2 separate regions of the Homo sapiens genome follow, and region 1 is linked to region 2. The links are chromatin contacts, found by Hi-C or POLR2A ChIA-PET in ENCODE. All regions are on one chromosome and are shown on one strand. Each heading gives the region's core, a stretch centred on a gene start or an enhancer-like site at or near the end of the contact. The rest is flanking DNA. Distances are from core to core; before and after follow the strand shown. Region 1 overlaps GMDS (GDP-mannose 4,6-dehydratase). Region 2 holds the start of FOXC1 (forkhead box C1).

Region 1 (7,014 bases), core at 3,536-6,035, 520 kb after region 2:
GTTTCCTTCTATCAGTTCACGGATCTCTCTCCTAAACCTGTTTTCTCTCTCAAACATTGTTTCAATGATAAATTCCTCCCATTAACTATGATTTGCCAAGTGGGCCTTCTATTGTCTTTTTGTGTCATAATAAAATCTGCTCTTACAATTTCAAATACCACAAAAACATCTGCAGCTTATCTGGCAGTCCTAGGTTCTTGTTGCATCGATTTGCAAATCTCTCATCCTTCTTGTCTTCTGAAGTCTGCTAGTTCCTTAACAAGGGACACCTAAATGGAGATCTGCTTCTCTGCCTTTTCCAGTAACACTAACAGTACCAGGTGCTTGAGAATGGTTGCCATCTACACATCCAAACTCGCCCTGTCACTGTCACTGGGTCCACCATCACTGCAGCGCATAGCCGTGCTCCCTCCTCCTCTGGACTAGACACAGATGCTGCCTGTTAACACCACCCTCACCTCCAGTCTCAGCCCACCTTGTCCCCCTAAGAGTGGATCGCAACACTTGCGTGGTTTTGAGCATCACTTCTGACATGCCTGACACGCCACCTCACTCTTCACAAGTGCAGCGATTTCTGCTCAGCTAGCTCATTTTCTAGGTTCACTCGATACACAACAACATCACTAATTCCTCTCTAGCCACCAAACATCTCTCAGCTCATCCCAAATATCTGAAACACAGTATGGGCATCTCTCTGCCAAGCTATTCCTTTTAACAGATATTAAGGCGTTAGGTTAATCTAGCCTGAATAAATATAGGTCTTTCTCTAAAACCAACACTTTGTACTATACATAACCTACTCTAAAACTCTCTGCTCCGTAGAATATGCATTTCTTTCTCGATTATTACAGCAGCTTATGCATATGGACATACGTATACATATGTACTTTCATAATTCCATTTATTTTCATATAATTACAAAATGTAGCATTAGCTCTTGGATAAGGGTACAGAAGGTGCTAAACATATCTACTGTTACTTCTTCAAGTCTAAAAGTCAAGGCTCTCAGATTATGAGTTAAAAGAAAATTAACTTTTTTTCTTCAAATAATGTTGGCATTTAGATGCCAAATTCTTTCCTGTTGTGTTTCCATTTGCCCCAATTACACATTTTTAAAACAACGTACCAACAATTAGAATAAACAGATAATCCTAAAGTATTAATGTAAACATTCATAAAACAGATCAGAGCATACGGGCCACTGTAAAGGTTTTTTTTTTTTTCTGTATAGCATGAATTTATATACATGTATATATCTGAAAAACGTTCTTTAAAAAATTAAGTTGTACATACTTAGCACATCAAAATTAATATATAAAACTATTGTTTCTTTTAAGGAAAGGAGAAATGGTGAAGACAACGACAAAAGCAGCAAACCTAAAAGTTTCAGCTCCATAAAATATATGGTTGCCTATTAGAAAGGAAAACCTCCAGGTATAAATTTTTCATTCAAGTTTGCCAACAATCAGCTTGGTTTTTATTGTTCTCTGTAATTTCTGAATTAAGTGACTTCATGGTGAGTAGGACTTTCTTATGAAACACATTACATCATAAATTAACCCGAATCATGTTACAGCTTCGCTTGCACAGGCTGCTGCGTTATCGGAGAATGTGGGAAGTGTGCACCACAGCTGAACACTGTGAGTGCAGGGGAGCCACCAGTGCTCACCAGCAGATAAACAGCACAATGGGTTGGCAGGCTCACAAGCCCAAAGACACATTCTTCCCCGGATTCTGATTTGTTATCTGCGTTTCAGTGGAAAACACACTCAGGAGGACGGCAGCAGAGGAAGCATGTGGCCGCTGCATGCGAGCAACCCCACCAGCCTGCGCCCGCTTCCCATTGAGTCACCCACCTCATAGCCTTTCTCCAGCAGGAACTCAGCCAGGTAGGAACCATCCTGGGGAGAAAGAAAAAATTGCAAAACGTCAGTCTCATAGTGGTATAGAAAGGTGGTCTAGATGAAGAGTTTTGAGAAAAGCATTTAAAAGGCTACCTAACTTAAGGACAATGGCAACCTAAAATAAAAATAACACCAATAATGTCAATAAATACCACATGGTGTTCCACTATACACAAAGCATTTTCACAAACAGTATTCATTTGAGCTCCACAGAAGACAGAGGATGAAAATGAAATCCAGGAAAGTGATATGCATCAACAGACAGCATGAAGTTCCAGAATCAGATGGATTTGGGTTTAGGTTTTGCCACTTACCAGTTGTGTGAAACATGCAGAATATGGGGGCAGAATGCCTTGGTGTCATAGCAACATAAAGCAGAAATCTTAGTAATTCTGGGGGGTCATTAAACAAGATCACTGGGGGTCAGGCACAGTTGCTCACACCTATAATCCTGGTACTTTGGGAGGTCAAGGCAGGAGGATTACTTGCATCCAAGAGTTGGAGAATAGCCTGAGCAACACAGTGAGACCTTAGCACTGTTAAAACAAAACAAAACAAAACAAAACAAAAAATTGGTGGAGATGGGGTCTCACTATGTTGCCCAGGCTGGTGTCAAACTCCTGGACACAAGTGATCTTCCCACCGTGGCCTCCCAAACTGTTGTATTACAGGTGTGAGCCACCATGCCCAGCCCAAAACATCTTTAAAAATTAGCCAGTCTTGGTGGCTCGTGCCTATGGTACCAGCTACTTGGGAAGCTGAGGTGGGAGGATCACTTGAACCTGGGAGTTCGAGGCTGGAGTAAGCCATGATTGCAAAACTGCACTCCAGCCTGGGTGGCAGAGGGAGACATTGTCTCCAGAGGGAAAGAAAAAAAAAATCACTGGGGAAGGGGATAAGATGGGAACTAGGTGGGTTGGGGATATAGAAGGGCTAGTGTGGAGAGGAAAAGACTCCATGGTAGAATAAAGAAGGCCAGGGGGATGTGGAGGAAGGTGAGTACCTTTGGAGGGCTGGCCTTTCCAGGCAATGGCCACAGCTGGCTGCTAACCCTAAAGGTTCTGGAAAATCACTGAAGGCTTGAAAAGGTTTTAAGGTGGCAGGGAGCAGGGATGGGGATCAGATTTGTATTATTATGCACACATACAAATGAACTTTTAAAAAAAGAAGATATTCTCTTTTTTTATAAAATCGTATTTCCTTTGTATTAATCTTAAATCATATAGCTAATTCCTGCCTTAAAATGAAGGTGTCTGACAAAATACAGAGATTCTCAACTGGTTCTTAATAATTATTTTTAAAATTTCTGGGTAGGGGTCTTCATTTGACCTAAAATATTTCATGTGCCACTTTTAGAGGGAAAGTATGAGAGACATATAATTAAACTATTTAATAGGTCAAAAGTTCAAAAATCACCATTCTGTAGGTGCTATAAAAAGTCACCAGCCTCTCTCAGAAAATAAATTGGTTAGACATTTTGCAGTCGATCCCATAACTGCTCCTCTGCTTTCTGCCCAACTAGAGGGTCCCCATCCATCTCATTCAGACGAAAAGATAAAAATGGGAAGCTCCAACCACTGGAAATTCGTGTCCTCAGAAGTGGTTGGGGACGTTTGGGTTTTCTTCGGTTTCTTCAATTTGAACAGGCTTTAAATATCCCTTAGAGCTTCAAAAGCTCCTACCAGATATTCCAGGGGGAAAAAAAAACAAAAAACCTTTTTCTTATTACTTGACCAAAAGCTGGAATTGGAAACACCCTATGGGTCCTGAAAATGAAAGGACTGCCAAGTGTGTGTTTACTACATTAATGCAGAAGTCATGCATAAATTCAGGCAGAATGACAAGGCAAAGCATACAAGGGACACATTCTGTGGTTCATTAAAACCTAGAGCAGATTTTCTTCTTCTTCTTCTTTTTTAAGATGGAGTCTCGCTCTTTCACCCAGGCCGGAGTGCAGTGCTGTTATCGTGGCTCACTGCAACCTCTGCCTCCGGGTTCAAGCGATTCTCGTGCCTCAGCCTCCCAAATAGCTGGGATTACAGGTGCGTGCCACCACCCCTAGCTAATATTCATATTTTTAGTAGAGACGGGTTTTCACCATGTTGGCCAGGCTGATCTGGAACTCTAGACCTCACGTGATCTGCCTGCCTGGGCCTCCCAAAGGCTGAGATTCAGGCGTTAGCCACCATGCCAGGGCTAAAATCTCCAGCAGATTTTCTTCTGACTTCTTGAGGTAAATATTCTAGTTTATAGATTCATGTGCAGAAGAGAAAATGTTTGGCATATTCTTTTTTAATCCCATTCTTACAATTCTTACCGTTTTTACATATCTAAAATATATGTCAGATAATGACACTGACCATTATCTAAGTTAGATAATGACACTGACCAATTCAGACCATGACAAGCCAAGTCGGGCTACACAACCACTGAAAATGTTATTATAGGATAATCAATATCCCTATAAATCAATCAATGAGAAAACAGCTTAATAGAAAAATATTTGCAATAAGACTAATAATTTGGCAGTAGGTTGGAAAGCCCTGTAAAGTATGAAGTTTGGACTTTGTTTTGCTATTATTGTTTTGAAGCAGGCAACACTATACTTCTAATCATTCTCTTGGAATAAAAAGTTTGAATGCTTTGTGTTCTACCATAGCTACATTAAATGTTTAAAAAAAAAAAAGCCAGAGGTAAACGTGCTAGAGATCCCTGAGGTGGCAAGAGCTGTGATTATTTAGAGAGCTGATGTGAAACAGACCTGACCAGGACTGAACCCTGTCAATAAGGTCTTGTTCTTCTCACCCAGGCTGCTTCTCAGACTTTCCAACCACACTGGAACATTCTGAACCAGTAGTGGCACCGGCTTCCTCCTCACTTCCTTGCCAGGCCTCTCGAGTGATAGGGCCTGGGCCGCACAATGAGTGGGAAACGAGCCGAGCGAGGGCTCCTGGTCCCCAGCCCAGGGGGCCCAGCTGGCCGCCCCCTCGTCCTTTCCCCAGGCCCCTGGGGGACTCCAGGAGAGACGTGGTATCTGAGCAGGCAGACGTCCGCCAAGCCAACAGGATGGTGGTTTCCGCCTCCTCTTGAAGCACAGAGCTGATAAAGAATGCTCCAATCAGACTAATGACTGAAATGTCACAGCAAATGAGAACCTACAACCACCATTAAGTTCTGACGCTTGACTCCTCTGAAACAAGGAACAAACAGACTAAATCTGTAACTCATTCAGTATGAACACAATTATTCTGGTATAAAGTCCTGCCTAGGTTCAATCCTTGTTACAGAAAACTCTTTAGTTGTAAAGATAATGTCCCAATATGACCCTTTTAAGTTTAATTTTACACGTGGGCTATTAAGGGTATCTATTTTATATTAAATGCCATACTATTTTGAGCAATCACCATGGCTTTAACATTTTCAAGACACAGAAATATTTTCCTTTTTTTTTTTTTTTGAGACAGAATTTCACTCTTGTTGCCCAGGCTGGAGTGCGATAGTGCAATCTCGGCTCACTGCAACCTCCATCTCACAGGTTCCAGTGATTCTCCTGCCTGAGCCTCCTGAGTAACTCAGATTACAGGTGCCCACCACCACACCCAGCTAATTTTTTGTATTTTTAGTAGAGACAGGTTTCACCATGTTGGCCAGGCTGTTCTCAAACCCCTGACCTCAGGTGATCCACCTGCCTCAGCCTCTCAAAGTGCTGGGATTATAGGTGTGAGCCACCCATCCTACTCTCGCAAGAACTAAGCTAGGAAGGTGGGCAGATATTTGGCATCTCGGGTAACTGAGGCACAGGGGGGTTAGCCAACTTTTCTAATATCACACTAGTTACAGACAAAGCCAGGACTAGAATCCTAGCCACCCACTGTTTTGAAGTAGAAAATAATCTCCTTCCTCCCACTCCTCTACCTGGCACCAAAACATGTCAAAACCCAACAAAATAATAAGAGACCATAAAAGATACATTTTCAAACCAAGTTGATGTAGTCATTTTCCATTACAGGGTATTTTATGGATGAAACAGTGCTTCCAGTTCTAATCAAGTGACCCAAATGCAGAGAAGTCATGTAATTTTAGAACACTCCAGAGCTCAGAGGAGGGAGAAAGGATACAGCACCTGAGATTTTCCCGGTCTGGGTTTTTGGGGGACTGGCACTGCCCATGCAGTTGTTCAGTGTTGTTTGGAGGTGGATTTAGATTGCTGGTGGTTGTAGGTCCAGCTTTGGGGCCAAAGGGCAGGGCACCAGGGTCCCATGGGGCCAGGTTTCAGTGTTCCTGACGCCTATCCTGTTCTTCCGAGGGGATGGACCCTCACTTTTCATGAAGTACTCAGAAATGTTCCAGACAGAGTTATGTAAAAATTAAAGACCAATTCCAGAAATTCACAGAATCATGTTTTGACTACAGTATGACAACTACCTAAAATTCCACAACTATGAAAAGCTGAAAGAAACACAGAAAGTTTCTGTGTTTCTCAATGACCACAGATGGCTAAAAAAAAGACTGATCTCACATCCACACATCCCCCACACACACCCCATCCCAACACCTATGTACGAGGGCAAGCCATCCTCCCGCAACACAGGAAGACTAGCATTTTTCTCCTCTCTTCCAATACAGATGAATAAGTAGCCCAGACAGACAAACGAAAAGGGAACTTTCTTACATGCAATGTGAGAACCTGGCCCCTCTGAACTGCATGCTAAATCATACTGTATGTTTCTACTTAAGCACCCTGTGGCGGCTTCTTTGAACAGGATACGGTCATGGTACTGGGCTAAAGAAACCACACCACTAATAAAACGAATCTCTTTGTTTAGATCATCTCAGGCATCAGGAAATAGAATAACCCCTTCTGCAAGAAGAGAAAGCACTCGTTTGCACTGCCTTTTTATGTTCTTTAACTCCATGTTGTCTAATTACTCCTAAGGCATCTTCCCAGCTAATCGGAATTACAATATCAAGGTAATCTGTGCCTCCAATAAGCAAAACACAAACACTTCAATGATTAACAAATGATGCTGTTTTGAATGAGAATGAAAACTTCCAATGATTTAACCACTGCTGTGAAGAATACGGAGACAGAATATAATAGAAAGGTGTT
Region 2 (6,442 bases), core at 2,752-5,251:
AGGAGGGCAACTATCGGATTAATCCAACCATGTAGACAGGCAATATGGATCACTTTGTCTTTAAAACAATCGAAAACCAAACGCTCTTTTCGTTTATTGTAGAAATTTTTCTACTAAGGACGGGGCTGAATTGGAGGGACTGTGCTGACAAATCCTCTACTTGAAAATCCCCCAGCTAAGGAGTATCTGCCCAAGGTCGCGGCCACCCAGATGTTCGGTCCCCACTCCTTCCTCCGCTGAAAAGTCGCACCGATGACTAACGTTGCCTGCCGGCCTGGTGGTTTGAAAACGAATGCCGGGCATTGATGCAAGGATATCCTCCCCTACCCCTGGGATTCTGGTCTAAGCAAAGGAGGCCGAATGGAGAACTAAGACAATTATCTAAGTAATCTAAAAAGCTCAAAGACATCCCCAAGCGGACCTTGCTCCAGTGGTCTGTGATGGCAGCCTAGTGGACAGTTTTCTAGTGGCCCTCTGGGGTTAATTGCCTTAATCTTCCACTCTGTCTGCCCCAGCAAAGGGAAAGATGCTAAAGCAGCTGTGGACTTGCAGCCTCCCTCCTGTGTGTGCAGAGCCCCCAGGAATCACTGCCCCAGTGCAGCAGGAGAAGCGCCTTCCCTCATGCCCTAAGCCTGCCTTTTCTGTTGTCCCCCAGCTCCTGGGCCAGGTGGAGCCCCCCCTGAAGCTGGTTTCTACCTGCCCTCGCCTCCCCACTGCAGCCCACAGTTCGGCTTTCAGGGCTGAACCCAGAGCCCAGAGGATGGAGAAGCCAGAAAGCGGGGAGGTAAGGGAGAGGGCGTCTAGGCACACCACAGAGGTGATTGGGCTGTGACGGGGACAATCCGCACAACACGAGCTAAGCTCACACCCCTAGGGAGTGATTTTTCCGGACTGCCCCCATCCCAATCTCCACCTCCTCTGCTTTACTTGAAAAAGAAAAAGAAAAAAGAGAGCTCCTTCTGGCTCCTGGTGACCCATATTTAGGACACCATCCCATCCCCCAGCACACACATTCCTACAGTGTCACCTGGTCCCCAATCCGAGCATTTCCTGGAGTGCTCGCCACATTCCCCTTCCTGGTGCTTTTCTATGGTGGGGCCAGGGGAGGCCTTGTTTTGAACATCGCTGTGACGTCACTCCCCCTCCTCCGAGCTAAGCACCCCTCGGTGGGCCCTGGGAATTGTTGCCCGGCCTGCTGGGGAGGGGCGGAGTGTGGGCCCAGGGAGGGTTCCACCAAACATCCATTACCGCTGTCGCCTGCGGGGCCTTCAGGCTGCAAGTACGTGAGGTGTCAGAAAAGAAGCCGAAGGGTTCCCGTGGGGGCTCTTCTGCCAAATGAGTCAAGAGATGTGCGGAAGCGGATGATTGAAGTACCCCGTGGAGTAGCAGAAAGGGGCATCAAAAACTGTAACCTGAAAATAAAAGCTTTAACCTGTTCCCCAAAAGACTTCATGCCTGCGTCTTAATGTTCAAATAACACCACTAACAACAAAAATGAAATAAGAAAAGTGCTTGAAATACAATCAAGCCGCTTACTGGAGGCTTGCTTCCGAGTAAGTTTATAAAACACAAATGCAAATATCTTTTCCTGGCGAATATCCAGAGCTAAACCAGTGGAAAGTTGATCTTGATAAAACTACGTCCCTCCATTTTTTCTCGCACGCCAGACACTAATTTCACAACGGCGACTTTTATACCCAAAACGGAGAGCTGAGAACACCGCTGCAGGTCGATTTGCAATTTACATAACAAGCTGTTTACACTTCACTGGGCCGATGGAGGGAGGAGGCAGGGAAGAGCAGGAGGCGACAGGCTGGTGGGGGAGGGGGCAGCGGGGCACCATTGCCTGTTGCAAAACTCGGGGCCGAAGGCGTTTCCCGCATTCGGAAAACAAAGCATCCGTAATCGCTGCGTTCATCTCCGCGCACCGCTAGCAGTGTAAAAGGCAGCTTCAAGACCGAACTCACCACTTGCTGAGGTGTTCAGGGAGACCACTTAAATCTCCTCCAGGCTGAAGCCACAGCACTCCTTAAAGCCTCGACCAGGCGGGCTGATAAGACCTTCAGGGTGCCGGGCTGGGGGCTGAACAGGAATTAAGTGTTCAGGTCCTGGGGCTTCACCACCACCCTCGCCCCTGTCTAGTGTCCTTGGCAACCAGCAAGTGCTGAGCCTCCTGTTGGTGCTTCTCCAACCCACCAGTGACTTGGCCCGCAAACCACCTGGAAAAGGAGTCTCCAGAGACCCCGGCGCACAGCAGGCCAGGAGGCAGCTGCCCCGGGATTCAGAGCAACCTCGGGGCAACCCTCCCTCCTCCAAAGGCTAATTCTAGAAGAGGCAGGTCCTCTTTCCTTCGATGTCAATGTCCATTATGAAACAGTAATTTTTAAATATTCAGGTGACACGGAGATGCGCCTGCTACACGTCAGCGTCCTTCACATGTAACAGCCGAAGCTGCAATTTGAATTTTCCTGCCAACGTGAGGAAGCCGGGATTCGAACCGGGGAGACAAAAGGGGTCCCGAACATGTCCTTGGATTTAATAGATGGTCGGAAATCAGGGGCAGCGGAGCTGTTAAATGCGTCACGCACGCTTCTTCGCAGTCTCCTGAGCTCGCCACTTCCCCCAGCTTCTAGTGAACGACTTGGGATTCAGCCTCCGGGAGGGTCTCTCCTCAAGTCGCTAAAATGCAGAATCGCCGTGCCGGGGGAGGGAGGCCTGGCTCTTTCCCGCTCCTTCGTTTCTTTCCCTCATTTCTCTTCTTCCTGTCCCATTCCAACCACCCAGCGACGGCGAATCTCAGGCGTGTGCACAACGAGCGGGGGCCCTTCCGTGCGTGTCCCCCCAGAATCCTTGAACCGCCCTCTAGGTGCGACCCTGGACGTTCCCCCAGACACACCCGTTGTCTCTGCGAGCCGGCAGCCCCGCGCATGTGGAGATGGAGACTGGCCTGGGGAAGCGTTAAGCTCTTAGACATATTTATTTGCTTCTTGTCATCACACCTGCTAATGTCACCGAGCCCGCAGCCTGACCCCTCATCTGAGCCGAAACGGGCCTGACGGGATCAGAGGGGGCGGCGGCGCGGCGAGCCGGTGGGACCCTCGCGGGCGGGCAGGGGAGCGCGGGGCAGCAGCCGGGCTCCGGCAGCCCTCGCCGCCCGCACCCTCAGGCCGCCAAGGGCCGGCCCCCCGGGGAGGGGGGCGAGAAGCAGGGCGGCCCGCAGCGGGGCGGGCTCATCCTTCGCGGGTGAACGGCCGTCGGAAACTCCCAGCAGGGCCCCGCACCCCTTGCCTTCATTTCGGCTGGGGAGGGGTCATGGAGGGGGGCCAGATGGGCGACGAACCTTCTTCCCCACCGCGAGCAGGGCCTGGCTGTGACCGAGCCCTCAAAATCATGTCCTTTGTAGCCGAGTTCAGGACAGGAGAACCTCCAAGTGGAGAAAAGCCGGAGACGTCAGTGACCCGAGTGAGACTGGCGTTGGAGAAGGGAGGGAAGGGGCTGCGGGAGGGGAGAGGCGGCGGGGAGGAGAGGCTGGGGCAACCCCAGCGCTGGCGTCGGCGGGGCTGGCGAAGGAATGAGAGCGAGCCAGCACGAGGCGGGGCGGAGACGCCAGGGCCACTCGGGAGCCGTGGGCGAAGGAAGGGTCTGCACGGGGTCCCGGGAGGACCCAGGAAGTCTGCGCGAACGGCGGGCGTGGGTCCGGAGGGCCCGGGGTGGGAGGTCTGCCGGGCGCCGGCGGCAGGCAGGTGGACTGCGGGGGGCGAACCGACGGCGGGCCGGGCGCCGGCGCGGGCGCAGGGCCGGGGCCCGGGCCAGGGCGGCCGGCGCGCGTGTGGTCAGCCCCGCGGTCCTCCGGCCTCCGGGAGCGGGCCGGCAGGGCTCGGCCTCCGGCTCATTCGGAGGCGGTTCTCACCTCCCATTGGCTGCCGCCGCTGGCGGGGCGGGGCTCCGCTGCCCGGAAAAAAGTGTAACTGCGTAAAAAAGTCCTCGCCTGGGTGACGGATGCTCAAAAGTTCAGAAGTTTTCCCAATGCTTCCTTAAGCGGCTGGCGCGCGAGAGACCGAGAAAAGGTGACGCGGGGCCCGGGCAGGCGGCCGGCGCGCGGCCCCCCCCCCCCCCGCCCTGGTTATTTGGCCGCCTTCGCCGGCAGCTCAGGGCAGAGTCTCCTGGAAGGCGCAGGCAGTGTGGCGAGAAGGGCGCCTGCTTGTTCTTTCTTTTTGTCTGCTTTCCCCCGTTTGCGCCTGGAAGCTGCGCCGCGAGTTCCTGCAAGGCGGTCTGCCGCGGCCGGGCCCGGCCTTCTCCCCTCGCAGCGACCCCGCCTCGCGGCCGCGCGGGCCCCGAGGTAGCCCGAGGCGCCGGAGGAGCCAGCCCCAGCGAGCGCCGGGAGAGGCGGCAGCGCAGCCGGACGCACAGCGCAGCGGGCCGGCACCAGCTCGGCCGGGCCCGGACTCGGACTCGGCGGCCGGCGCGGCGCGGCCCGGCCCGAGCGAGGGTGGGGGGCGGCGGGCGGCGCGGGGCGGCGGCGAGCGGGGGCCATGCAGGCGCGCTACTCCGTGTCCAGCCCCAACTCCCTGGGAGTGGTGCCCTACCTCGGCGGCGAGCAGAGCTACTACCGCGCGGCGGCCGCGGCGGCCGGGGGCGGCTACACCGCCATGCCGGCCCCCATGAGCGTGTACTCGCACCCTGCGCACGCCGAGCAGTACCCGGGCGGCATGGCCCGCGCCTACGGGCCCTACACGCCGCAGCCGCAGCCCAAGGACATGGTGAAGCCGCCCTATAGCTACATCGCGCTCATCACCATGGCCATCCAGAACGCCCCGGACAAGAAGATCACCCTGAACGGCATCTACCAGTTCATCATGGACCGCTTCCCCTTCTACCGGGACAACAAGCAGGGCTGGCAGAACAGCATCCGCCACAACCTCTCGCTCAACGAGTGCTTCGTCAAGGTGCCGCGCGACGACAAGAAGCCGGGCAAGGGCAGCTACTGGACGCTGGACCCGGACTCCTACAACATGTTCGAGAACGGCAGCTTCCTGCGGCGGCGGCGGCGCTTCAAGAAGAAGGACGCGGTGAAGGACAAGGAGGAGAAGGACAGGCTGCACCTCAAGGAGCCGCCCCCGCCCGGCCGCCAGCCCCCGCCCGCGCCGCCGGAGCAGGCCGACGGCAACGCGCCCGGTCCGCAGCCGCCGCCCGTGCGCATCCAGGACATCAAGACCGAGAACGGTACGTGCCCCTCGCCGCCCCAGCCCCTGTCCCCGGCCGCCGCCCTGGGCAGCGGCAGCGCCGCCGCGGTGCCCAAGATCGAGAGCCCCGACAGCAGCAGCAGCAGCCTGTCCAGCGGGAGCAGCCCCCCGGGCAGCCTGCCGTCGGCGCGGCCGCTCAGCCTGGACGGTGCGGATTCCGCGCCGCCGCCGCCCGCGCCCTCCGCCCCGCCGCCGCACCATAGCCAGGGCTTCAGCGTGGACAACATCATGACGTCGCTGCGGGGGTCGCCGCAGAGCGCGGCCGCGGAGCTCAGCTCCGGCCTTCTGGCCTCGGCGGCCGCGTCCTCGCGCGCGGGGATCGCACCCCCGCTGGCGCTCGGCGCCTACTCGCCCGGCCAGAGCTCCCTCTACAGCTCCCCCTGCAGCCAGACCTCCAGCGCGGGCAGCTCGGGCGGCGGCGGCGGCGGCGCGGGGGCCGCGGGGGGCGCGGGCGGCGCCGGGACCTACCACTGCAACCTGCAAGCCATGAGCCTGTACGCGGCCGGCGAGCGCGGGGGCCACTTGCAGGGCGCGCCCGGGGGCGCGGGCGGCTCGGCCGTGGACGACCCCCTGCCCGACTACTCTCTGCCTCCGGTCACCAGCAGCAGCTCGTCGTCCCTGAGTCACGGCGGCGGCGGCGGCGGCGGCGGGGGAGGCCAGGAGGCCGGCCACCACCCTGCGGCCCACCAAGGCCGCCTCACCTCGTGGTACCTGAACCAGGCGGGCGGAGACCTGGGCCACTTGGCGAGCGCGGCGGCGGCGGCGGCGGCCGCAGGCTACCCGGGCCAGCAGCAGAACTTCCACTCGGTGCGGGAGATGTTCGAGTCACAGAGGATCGGCTTGAACAACTCTCCAGTGAACGGGAATAGTAGCTGTCAAATGGCCTTCCCTTCCAGCCAGTCTCTGTACCGCACGTCCGGAGCTTTCGTCTACGACTGTAGCAAGTTTTGACACACCCTCAAAGCCGAACTAAATCGAACCCCAAAGCAGGAAAAGCTAAAGGAACCCATCAAGGCAAAATCGAAACTAAAAAAAAAAAATCCAATTAAAAAAAACCCCTGAGAATATTCACCACACCAGCGAACAGAATATCCCTCCAAAAATTCAGCTCACCAGCACCAGCACGAAGAAAACTCTATTTTCTTAACCGATTAATTCAGAGCCACCTCCACTTTGCCTTGTCTAAATAAACAAACCCG

Evidence for each region. A loop is a pair of places that touch in the nucleus more often than their neighbours do. ChIA-PET counts read pairs that join two places held with the same protein, here RNA polymerase II (POLR2A). Pooled maps may share reads with other maps.
Region 1: a loop to region 2 is called in a pooled map, with 6 times the contacts of the local background. The contact joins the enhancer-like site here to the promoter of FOXC1 in region 2. A Hi-C loop is called at or near these places in 4 of 168 maps with a recorded cell type or tissue (endothelial cell of umbilical vein, esophagus squamous epithelium, posterior cingulate gyrus and 1 more) and 3 of 50 pooled maps. POLR2A ChIA-PET finds 5 or more read pairs at or near these places in 3 of 52 experiments (MCF 10A, PC-9 and activated T-cell).

Annotation. Positions count from the first base shown.
Region 1 is chr6:2,122,831-2,129,844 of GRCh38, forward strand. It overlaps GMDS (GDP-mannose 4,6-dehydratase), which reads right to left. Exons shown (of 11, transcript NM_001500.4): 2 at 1,857-1,901. Among named protein-coding and RNA genes, the nearest start is that of GMDS, 120 kb to the right of the region's middle. Within about 2 kb of position 4,786, at least 18 of the 41 ENCODE cell types and tissues checked have a DNase peak (open chromatin) inside an H3K27ac peak, as active enhancers do; they include endothelial cell of umbilical vein and right lobe of liver, where a contact is called at or near this core.
Region 2 is chr6:1,605,914-1,612,355 of GRCh38, forward strand. It overlaps FOXC1 (forkhead box C1), which reads left to right and starts at 4,002. Exons shown (of 1, transcript NM_001453.3): 1 at 4,002-6,442. The coding sequence starts at 4,533. The coding sequence ends at 6,194. It overlaps FOXCUT (FOXC1 upstream transcript), which reads left to right. Exons shown (of 2, transcript NR_125804.1): 2 at 103-1,445. RefSeq lists enhancers at 178-678, 679-1,179, 1,537-2,046, 4,760-4,859 and a silencer at 3,810-4,429.